2 separate regions of the Homo sapiens genome follow, and region 1 is linked to region 2. Evidence: chromatin contacts called from ENCODE Hi-C data. All regions are on one chromosome and are shown on one strand. Each heading gives the region's core, a stretch centred on a gene start or an enhancer-like site at or near the end of the contact. The rest is flanking DNA. Distances are from core to core; before and after follow the strand shown. Region 1 overlaps RASSF4 (Ras association domain family member 4). Region 2 has its middle 98 kb from the start of LINC02659.

The links. A loop is a pair of places that touch in the nucleus more often than their neighbours do. Pooled maps may share reads with other maps.
Region 1: a loop to region 2 is called in a pooled map, with 3 times the contacts of the local background. The contact joins two enhancer-like sites. A Hi-C loop is called at or near these places in 3 of 37 single-sample maps with no recorded cell type and 2 of 50 pooled maps.

What each region holds. Positions count from the first base shown.
Region 1 is chr10:44,972,742-44,977,689 of GRCh38, forward strand. All of the region lies in intron 3 of RASSF4 (Ras association domain family member 4), which reads left to right. It overlaps DEPP1 (DEPP autophagy regulator 1), which reads right to left. Exons shown (of 2, transcript NM_007021.4): 2 at 3,387-4,948. The coding sequence ends at 4,651. Among named protein-coding and RNA genes, the nearest start is that of DEPP1, 3.6 kb to the right of the region's middle. RefSeq lists enhancers at 1-446, 447-1,108, 2,058-2,207, 2,745-3,448 and a silencer at 2,268-2,487. Within about 2 kb of position 2,475, at least 31 of the 41 ENCODE cell types and tissues checked have a DNase peak (open chromatin) inside an H3K27ac peak, as active enhancers do.
Region 2 is chr10:44,007,767-44,013,031 of GRCh38, forward strand. No RefSeq gene overlaps it. Among named protein-coding and RNA genes, the nearest start is that of LINC02659, 98 kb to the left of the region's middle. RefSeq lists enhancers at 601-920, 3,051-3,130. Within about 2 kb of position 3,178, at least 5 of the 41 ENCODE cell types and tissues checked have a DNase peak (open chromatin) inside an H3K27ac peak, as active enhancers do.

The DNA of each region.
Region 1 (4,948 bases), core at 1,225-3,724, 960 kb after region 2:
TCGTGGTGAGGCTGTTTTTTGGGGGGTTCTGCAGTTGAGATTGGGTTGGCTCCCGGACTTTCTCTCCTCACTAGTCTTGGCTCACTAGTCCTAGTCCTCCCTCTTCAGTAACTCAGACACCCTTCTATAGCTCCCAGGCCAGAGCTAGCCCAGGCATCCAGGCAACTCTGGGCAGCTGGGGATTGCCAGACAGTGGCAGATCAGAGGGCCGGCTGGAACCTGCTGCCAGACGGCCTCAGCCAGCCCCTGAGGCGTCCCCTCGGCTGGCCAGGCCAGACATCACACCCTTCAGGAGCTTCTGGCTCCTGGTCCAAGCTGTGCTGGGCTGCCTGTGACCACCAGGCATGGTACAAACCTCACACTCTGCCTCCTTGACCTGCCCAGGCTGCGAGGCCCCACAGCTTGCTCCCCTCCCTCTCCTGCCATCCCACCTCCTCATGCTCACTTCTGTGACACCTGTCTCACCCTGCCTGCCCCCATCCTGCACTCCCCAGGCCGGGCACCCTGTGGGTCCCTGTGCAGAGTTGGTGGGTGACTTAAGCAGCAGGTGTAGGCCTGGAGAGAGTTGGGGTGAGTCCTCGGTCCTGAGCTCCAGTGTGCTGGGTAGAGGGAGGCATTGGGGAGAGGGTGATGGCACCACAGGGATTTCCACCTGTGCTGTTAACACACGCCACTTCATATCTTCTGGTGGAGGCCTGGGGTGTGGTCACTGCTGTTCTTCAGCTCTGGCTGTTCAGGGATTGATCTAAATCCCAGGTGGCTTTCCACAGGTGGTCCAAGCACCAGCTGCCCTGGGAACTGGTTAGATATGCAAATTCCTACCACGCCCCTCTCCCAGCCTGCTGAACCGAAAACACTTAGTCTTCCCGTCCAAGTTTTAAGGAGCCCTCCAGGGCATTCTGGTGGAAGGTCAAGTTTGAAAACCACTAGTAAGAGCTTAGTTTTGGCACTCGGGATTCCCCAAGATAATCCCCTCTGTAGGAACAGTTGTCGGGGGCAGGGGCGCGGGAGCGGGAAGCCCCAAGAGCCTCCACCCTGCGTTTGTGGTTTGTGTGTGTTGGTGTATGCTGCGGGACAGCCCACATAGAGAAGTAGGGGACTCTCGGGCTGGGAAGAGGTGTTCTTGACAGCCCTTAATGATAGAAAGTTAACCCACTAGGGGGATTTTCCTGTCCCTAACGCTGAAGAAAGTGTAAGGGTTTGACCCGGTCTCCATGGAGTCAGAAAGTACCTTTCAGGAAAATTCTGTAGCCTTAACAGCCCAGGGTACCGGTACCGGCCTGAAGAAGTGTGTGTTTTTGCTGGGTCGCAATTACCACATAAGACGAGGCTTTAGGCTGTGACACTGATAGGCACAACTGGTCCCTGGGGCACCAAGCCCCTCCAGGTCTCACTGCCACCCTGTGATGCACCCACCACGACCTCCTGGGCCACTGGGCACTTGCTGCAGGGGCAGGGCCATCCCAGGCCAGTCTCTCCTCAGGCACCACAGGCCCCAAGGGCTGGGCAGACAAGAGGAACAGACACTTCCCCAGAGAACCTCCAATGCACCAGGCACTTTGCCTCTCCTTTGTTTAATATAAGGTGATATAGGAATGATTATTTTCCAGGCAAAGAGATGGAGGCTCCCAGAGTTTAAGTCTCTAGTCCAAGGTCACATTGCAGTAAATGAAAGGTGCTGGCCATGGCCCCAAGCTCACAGCCACTTACAAAACAGCAATACCGTTTCCATTAGGCTTTGGAGGTCTCCACCCAGTATCAGTGAACAGGTCTCAGGGACACAGGGTGCTGTTTGTTGCCCTTGAGCCCCAAGCTAAGGGGCTCTCAGGCTGGCGAAGGGCTCACCACCCGGGGCGCGCTCCCAGAGCCGCCTGAAAGAGACCCCCCCGTGTTGTCACTGCCCCTCACCCGCAGCACCGGCAGCCTTAGCAGTACGGTTTGGGGTGCCTTCTCCTCCACTGTCTCATCCCACTTCTCCGAAGGTGGGCAGGGCCACGCTCTGGGGCCAGCGTCACGCCCTGGGACCAGCGGCTCCTTGTGAGCCTTCTCCCCGCTTCCGAGGGGCTAGAGGAGGGACGCCATCTCTGGAGGCTGAGGCGCCGACTTCCTGTATCATGAACCTCGCCTTTGGGATAATTTTGCTTGTATTACAACAAAAAGCCTGAGCAACGGGGAACAATCTGTGCCTTTTGAAGATGGCAAAGGGCTTTAGCCAGGCTGGCTGGTATCTCAAAAGAAAAAAGGACCGCCCGGAAATGTCCTTGTGTAAACCCATGGCTCTGGACAAGCAAGTGAGCCCCAGGCGGCAGGACCTTTTCTGGGGACTGTGTGCCGGCCCCGCCCGCCTGGGGCGCGGCGCCGAGGCTCCGGGGCGCCCCCTGGTGACCGCGGGCGCGCTCCACATCCAGTCCCGCTCCTCGGCCCAGGGACCCCTCAGCAATGAGAGAAACGGAAGGGGCTTCCCCTGGTCCGGGGGCTCCGTCTCTCCCAGGGGTGCGGAAAACCAGCATCCCGCCTTGAGAGAGTTGCCCCGTCCCCTCTCCGAAGGCCTGGCAGACCACTGGCCCCTGGAGTGACTGGCCAGCCCCACGAACATCTGTTTTCTGGGAGCCGCAAAGCGCTTCCCAGCCTGCCCGCTCTGGGCAGTGCCTTGTGTCCCACTCACTCCCTTCTTCGCCTCCCATCCCCACCTTCCACCCCCACCCCCACTCCCCTCTCCACCTCCCACCCCCACCCCCACTTCCCTCTCCATTCCCTTCTCCAGTCCCCTCTCCACCCCCAGCCCCACTCCCCTCTCCATTCCCACCCCCACCTCCACTCCCCTCTCTACCTCCCTTTCCACTCTCCCCACCCCCACCCCAGTGGCAAGAAGGAAGGAGAATGTAACTGCTCTACAAGGGCCCCACCAGGAGGCTTAGCTTGAAGGGAAAGGAATTCCCCTGGGCCTCTCTGCAGGAGCTTGGGACACTGCCAGAAGCCCCAACCACAAACCTGTATTCTACTGGGAGGGAGCGCCTTCCAAAGGTGCCATTGACCTCTTTCACACAGCTGGGTATTAGTGAGGAAGCCCGGGGATGGTCTCCTCAAACTGCCAGACCTCCCCAGATGCAGCGAGGTGGCTTCTGAGCATAGGGGAGTCTGCTGACCTCATCCTAGTTGCCGGACTCTCCCTCTGACCCCGTTTCATGATGCTTTGCAGAAGGGGCTGTAGTGAGGCTGGGCCCAGCAAGCCCGGACCTCAACCCCTCTGCCTTGGTGGGTGGGCCCTCTGGATCTCTCCCGAGGATGATGATTGGCTAAAGGCTGCCCCGGCTAAAGGCTGCCCCACACGTTTGCCCAAAGTCAGGGACCTGCAGGTTTGAGACCACCACAGAGACACAGTGGGCTGTGACAGATACAAACATTTGTCTACAGTGCTCATAAATGCAGCTCCAAGTTCACATGCGCAGATTCCCAGCCCTTGCAGGGTGTGAAGAACATTGCTGATGTCCCCATTTTATAGATAAGGAAACTGGGTAATTGCTTGTCTGAAACTTTTTCCTTTTAATATGGTTTACATTCTATCTCCAGAGAAAACACACTTAACAGAAGACAGAAAACATTTAACAAATCCAAAGCAATTAAAAATAGCCACAAAAAAAGAGAATAACCTAGACTGACAGCTCACAGAGCAAGGAGGTGGCAGAGACCTGCCCAGGTGAGCTTGGCTGTTGCCCCCAGCTCAATCTTCCTCCTCTCCTCTCTCTGTCCCTTCACCTCTGATCAGTCCCAGCCTGATTCCCGTTCCCTGATGCCTCACCTTCTTGCTGCCAGATGCCTCTAGGAACTAGGGTCCTTCAGACTCCAGATGCCCTGACCTGGGCCTTAGGACATCTTGACTTCCCCAGTGGACAGCTGGACAGTGCCCTGCTCTCACCCACAGCTGGGACCCTGACCATGCCATGAGGCCCCTGTGTGGAAGTGGTGTAGGGGTGGGGATGGTAGCACTGAGTGGTACAGATTCTATCTTGGCCCTCATCATGGGGGAACTCTCCCAATGCCACCACAGGACGTATGAGTTGTAGCCAGCAGAGTGCCCCAGTGGTGCCAGGTGACAGTCCCCCGGAATACATTAGTGCATTTGCTAAGACTCCATGTGTTCTCTTGGGCCTCACAGAACATGGGCTTTGAGGGTGGGAGCCAAGAGGCAGACTTGGGAGTGCCCGAGGCCTTGTTCTGAAACACCTGGGGGGCTGACACCCCCACTACCCTCACACCCCTACCACCAGTTTCCCCACCAGCGATGATGGTAGCTACTCAGCCAGTGGGCTCCTATATGCGGTTACACGTCAGAATGGCCTGGGAGGCAGGTGCCAGTAATTATCCCTATATTACCCATGAGAAACTGAGGAACACAGATGTTAAGTAAGTTGCTCAAGGTGATCAGCCAGCAAGGGTCAGAGCGAACGGGATTGGTAACATCTCCTCATGTGAAACAGGCTGTTATCATATTCAGAGGGGGTCGGTCTCACTGTGAACTGCCCAAGCAGGGGCCTCTGCAGAAAAGCATTTCCCTTTCAGAGACCTGCCAGGGGCAGTGACCACCATGGAGGAGACGAGAGGAGATGCAGACCCAGCATGCTCTCTACAGAAGCCTTTACTGGGGAGGGGTCAGAGTTCATGGATCACCGGGAGGTGCGAGTAGAGTGTTCTGAGGACACTGCTGGGGCGGGGGCGGTGGCGGGAGGCCATGGCTTGGGCAGACTGCCCAAAAGTCCAGCTTCTTAGGTCAGAGCTCTGCTGCCCATCCTGCGGTGGTCTTGCCAGGGAATGCCCAGGCATCCTGGCTTCACAGAGCCTCCCTCTGGGGGCCCCCATGGGCTTGCTGCTGTCCATCTGTCTATGTGGACCCCAGAGGCCAGCAGAGGGGCCAGTCCTCCTTGGCAGGTCCCTCTGGCTTGGCTGCTTT
Region 2 (5,265 bases), core at 1,928-4,427:
TTCTGGGCTCAACTTCTTGTTTTTTAATTTCCAGGACCAGAAGCTTTCCTATGGTATTAGCATTATAGGTCTCCATGAAGTAGCTGAGTGGGTCGAGAAGTAGAGTTTATGCAAATAATTGGGGAGTAATCAATACTGTAGCTGGGGTAAATAAAACAATTAGAAAGCCATCAACAGGGAAGAACTAATTCTTCTTGGGGGAAGAGAAGAGCAGGGAACACCATCAGCAAAGAGGTGATGTGGGAGCATTTCAAAGGTGGAAGGAAGCAGAAAGAGAAGATGACGGCACATTCTAAAATGAAGGGAGGAGGGGTTGCAAAGGAATCAAAGCATCCCTGACCTCTCCTTCAATCAAAAAACTGTAAACAGAATATGTTTATTTATATGCGTTAGTATTTTTTCTCTTTGCAGGGGTAATTTTATACCTTTATGGAAAATCATTTAAAAGCCTTTTATCTATTAGAATTAAAAAGTATATAAGAAAAACATAAAAGCAGTAAGGGCAATGTTATTTCAGACAACTCAGAATAATTTAAATCGCCATCTGGAAAGCCCATCAGCGACAGAGCCTTCTGTGGCCTCTTTTCTCTCTCTCTCTCTCTCTCTCTCTCTCGGGCTCACAGGTCAGCCCAGAGCATCTGAACATGACCCACGTGGCCCAAGACTCGTGGTGACTTCTCACGGTGGCATGGCTCTGACTTGGAATTCCCCTGTAGAGGTCCTCCTGGGTGACATCATGTGCATTCCATGCTGTGAGGTGTTTCGAGCCTGTGAGTGTGAACTTTCTTTATGGACAGGAAGCAAAGGAAGGAAAGTGAATTTAGGAAAACAATGGTCATCTTAAAAAAGAGGTCAGATTTTAAACAAAAGTTTACCAGCCTGTTTCATATTTCTACTTATTTGGAAACAAGGCTGTTGAACTGTCCTGACAGGCTCTCTCAGACAGAGCTGGGCCCTACAATGGCGTTTTATGCAGGGCTTTGTGGGGAAATTTGGTGAAACAAGCCCCTGGGAGTTCTGTACCCACCCACGCCACAGGGAAGCCAGGGCAAGCTCTCTGCTTTTAAAGGGCTGGTGTAATAGAGCTCAGGGCTGGTGGGTTAACGGCATTACCCTTATTAACCACCTCATTTAATTCTCACCCTGGTGGGTTGTATCTCCCATCTGAGAAAACAGGCTCAGAAAGTTGTTTCTTGCCTACACTGTCAGCACTAGTGAGCGCACAGAACCGTACCTAGGTTCATTTGATGCCAAATGTTCACCCCAACAGAGGGAGGATAAAGAAGGAAGAGAATGGAGGTTAGAATGAGAACCAGTGAGTGTGCGGCCTGCAGTCAAAGTCTGTAATTGTCTCTCCTGTGGCTTGGCCAGGACAGTCCCGCTCATTAGCTTGTTTGGCCAACAGTGGTTTCTAATGAGGGGACTTGGGAAGATAGAGAGAAAAATAGCAGTCACGTGGTAAAAGTGTTAAGGTTTGTAGATGCAATGAATCAACACAGGGAGAAAATAGTCAAGTTGGGAGAAGAGAAATCACTTCCCCAACATTCAAGCTTAACTGATTTGCTTTGGGTTCAGCCTTCCACTCTTGAGTCCAAATACTACATCATGTCTGAATGTTCCTGTCTTGAAATGGTAACCTAATAATCTTCCCAGTCCTCAGGGAGATGGAGCATTGTTTGTTCCCTTCACCTTCTGCCCTTAGAAAGCACAGTCTTTTGGAAATTATCTTTGGCTCCTTGGATTTAAGCACTGAAGGCACTGCAGCCTTGTCGTGGTTCAGAAAGAACGCACGCTCTCCACGGGCCTGTTCGGCCCCCACTCCAGGAAGATGCCACTTGGCCTCAAAATATTAATGTTGGTGGGTTAAACTGGACCCTTAACCTCCTTTCCAAGTCATAACGGGTATGCAAACAGAGGGGTGGTCCTATGTGAGCTGGAAATAATGTTCTTGGCTGCCGCTTCCTTCTCTTTCTATTTTAGTCCTCAGGGACATGGCTTTTTTGCTTCTTTGAGATTTGGGAGTCTTGAGGTTTTATTGCAAAAAAAAAAAAAAAAGAATTCTGTGTGGTTTTAGAAGGCAAGTCACTTTTGAGTAATTTAAACCCTCATTTATCTAAACACGGAGGCTGAGGACCTCTTAGCGAACTGGGTCCCATGTTATAAAACTTTTGGCAAAGATTTGTCATCTATCCTGTGCTCTGCCCACACTCTTACCTAGCAAGTCCCGTCGTCATCTTTCCAAGCCAGTTTGGTCCTGCTGGTTTCTCTTCTTAGGTGTGCATTTTGTGCATGTATGTGCAGATGCCTGTGCACATGAGCGTGTGCTATACAGGAGGTCATGTTACAGAGAGCAGAGGCTGCGGCTGTTTACCAAGCCCTGCAGCCAGTGAGGTTCAGGGATAATTAAGAGAAATCTCCCTTGGCAGAAATGTGCCTGCTTGGGTCTGCTTCTCATTTTGGACAATTGGAAAAGGCAATCACTCAAGTTTTATTGATGCCAAAGAGTTTTTCACAGTCATCAATATGGGTTACAAAAATGAAGTTGTTGACATCTTATTTCTGGGGTTTTTTCTTTCAGATAATTGTAAGCCCTCAAGCATCATATATTCTGAAATAAGGCAGTTCCACCCCAGAACATAGCATTTTCAATGCACTACATGCAATTGATCTTACGGACATTCTGCCAAATTCCTGACCAATCATATCCATCTGTATCTATCAAGCGCATTCAGAGTTCTCTCGCTGCTGTAAGACAGAGGAAGAGTAAAATCTAAGAGTAAAGTCAGAGTAAAATCTGACCTTGATTTTACTCCAAGAGGTGTGAGATAAGATTTAAATTCTACATGACTGCTTTTAGCTATTTCTTAACATGATGTATATTTTGGGTATTAATTCCTAGGGTGTTGTAGAGTTTAGCTTGCTCCCTTAAGCTCCCTGTTAGTTAGGTCTTCTGGACTGCTTTGTTTTTACTCTTGGACCAACCTGGGCTGAGGCTCTACTTGGGAGCTCAGTTCAGCAGCTGTGAGCCCTGATTATCAGCTCTCTAGGTCCTAGGAACTCATTCGAATATCTGCTAGGTTTCCCAGCTTCCACGGGCTGGAAGAGGACATCTTTCCTCCCCATTTGCAGAGAGACAGCAGCCCAGGACTGAGCTCTTGGCAGCAGCCCTCTGTCCCTGTCATAGAAGGCCAGGCTCTGTGCCCAGATGATCATGATGGGGCATAAGGCTGGCTTAGCCAGTCAGGGGCTGCCCTCTGTGAGCTCAGAGGAGACTTGGGCAGGCCTTGGTGCCTGCCCCTCATGGCATGAGGAGCCATGCTGATCTCATGAAGGAGGAGCCATTTCCCCCAGGTCAGCTCCCTGAGGGCTCAGACCTGAAACCAGGTGCACAGGAAGCTGAGTCACTAGGGGCCAACACAGTTGCTCTCAGCCCTGGGGAACGCAGGGGAGCTCATTACAGCTGGCAGAAGTCCTCACCATAAAAGCAGAGGTATTTACTAGCCCAGGAAGGAAATGGAGTGACCCATATGTAGTATTACCATGGAGGAACTCTATGAAAGTCACAGTTTTAGCCATCTTTTGTTTAAGATTAAAGAGCTAAGTAGAATAATGGAATAAGTTGAAGGTATTTGTCAGGCCACCGGGATGATGTCATTTGCTTTCTGTCATTTCTAAAACTGGAGCCAATTTCAGAAACTGAAGCCACCCCTTGCCAAATTATCCTCCTCTATTCTAGAGGGTAAATACTATTCTAGACTGCTCTTACCAATCTCCACTGAAATCCATGTACACATCTATAGTTCCTTTTTGTGGAAAAGAAGTCAAAGTTTAAATAAGTTTCCCAATGCCACAAAAGAGTTAAACAATCTGGACATTTTTCTCAGACCACCTCCTCTATCATCCATCTAAAAATGTGCTTCTCCCTCCAGATATGTGCAATGCTGCAATCAGTTGCCATGGAGACCACACTCTGGCCCTGTACCCTCAACAGCATGGTTAAATAAGTGGTAATGTCAGACCTCTCAAAGCATCTTGGCGGCCCCAATCCAGGTCCCAGAGCTCCAGCCAGCACAGGCCTGGCCAGCGTGGGCACCGGGCTGGGAGCTTGTGGGAGCCTGGGTGGTCTGGTGCATCCCTGGCCAATGTTTAAATGCTGACTTCACGTGTGGGGTTGCCCTGGTGGGTTGCGGTAGAGACACTCCTCCCATGAACTGCTGATAAGAATGAACATTGTAAAAGAAACAATTTGTAACTGGCTATGGCAAACTCTTCTTTGCCATGGGTCTGGATTCATGAAATACAACATGACCCCAACAGAGCTTTAATGTGTTCAGGAGCTGGTTGTTCTTTACCTTCCTCTTGCCCCTCTAATGAGTGATTACCTGCATGCCCATACCCGCTGATGCCCAATGTACACACAGCTAGAAGTATAAATGAGTGCGTTGACCACCGAAGGTCAAAAAATATATATATATTTTTACATGATATTGCTATAAATGACAGGACTGTGGGTCTGAGCCTGCTGGAAAGCAGCTGACTTTAGGTATTCTGTCAGTGGCCTGTTGGGAAAGCCCTGCCCAGCTGGGTAGCTCCATATGGCACCATATTGACCAGTTGCAGTGTCTTTCTTCTGGATTTTGAAAATGAGACACACACAGGGATGTCAACATTGGGCCAGGGTGAGCCAGATGACTCACAGAGAGGGTCTGTGAGAAGACGCCTTTGGATAGCAGGGCGTGTGTGGGCTCAGGGGCATTTGATTGGCAGCAATCAAACGGGGATGCAGAGATGAGAAAAGTCAGATCTCCATGTGGGGTACAGGGCAGAGTGCAGAGCACACTTGCCCAGGATGGGGTGAAAGATGCCTCCTTGCAGTTGGCCTGAATTTTAGATATTTTTCATTGGTGGATGCTTTTCCCTCTCATCTTGACTTCTCTCTTAGGATGAAACCCAAAGCTGTCCTCACTTTTCCTGCCAGACAGATTTCCTTAAGTGAGCCATGTGTTGGTAATGAAATCCTGAACCCACGCGGGGTTAGACAGAACCAGCAGTGCTTGATGATCTATCAGATGTGGGTGAAGACAGAACAGAGCAAGGTATGACATGGTGCCCAGCCTCTGCTTGGCCACAGCCATGGAGGACCGGGCGAGAGAGTGCAGAGAGCGAGGTGGTGCTAATGTGCCCTGAAAAACAGTTTCTGACCTGCGTGATGATAAAATGAATCTGAAGTGCCTTTCAAAATTGTTTATTCTTCCTCCCTTTGCT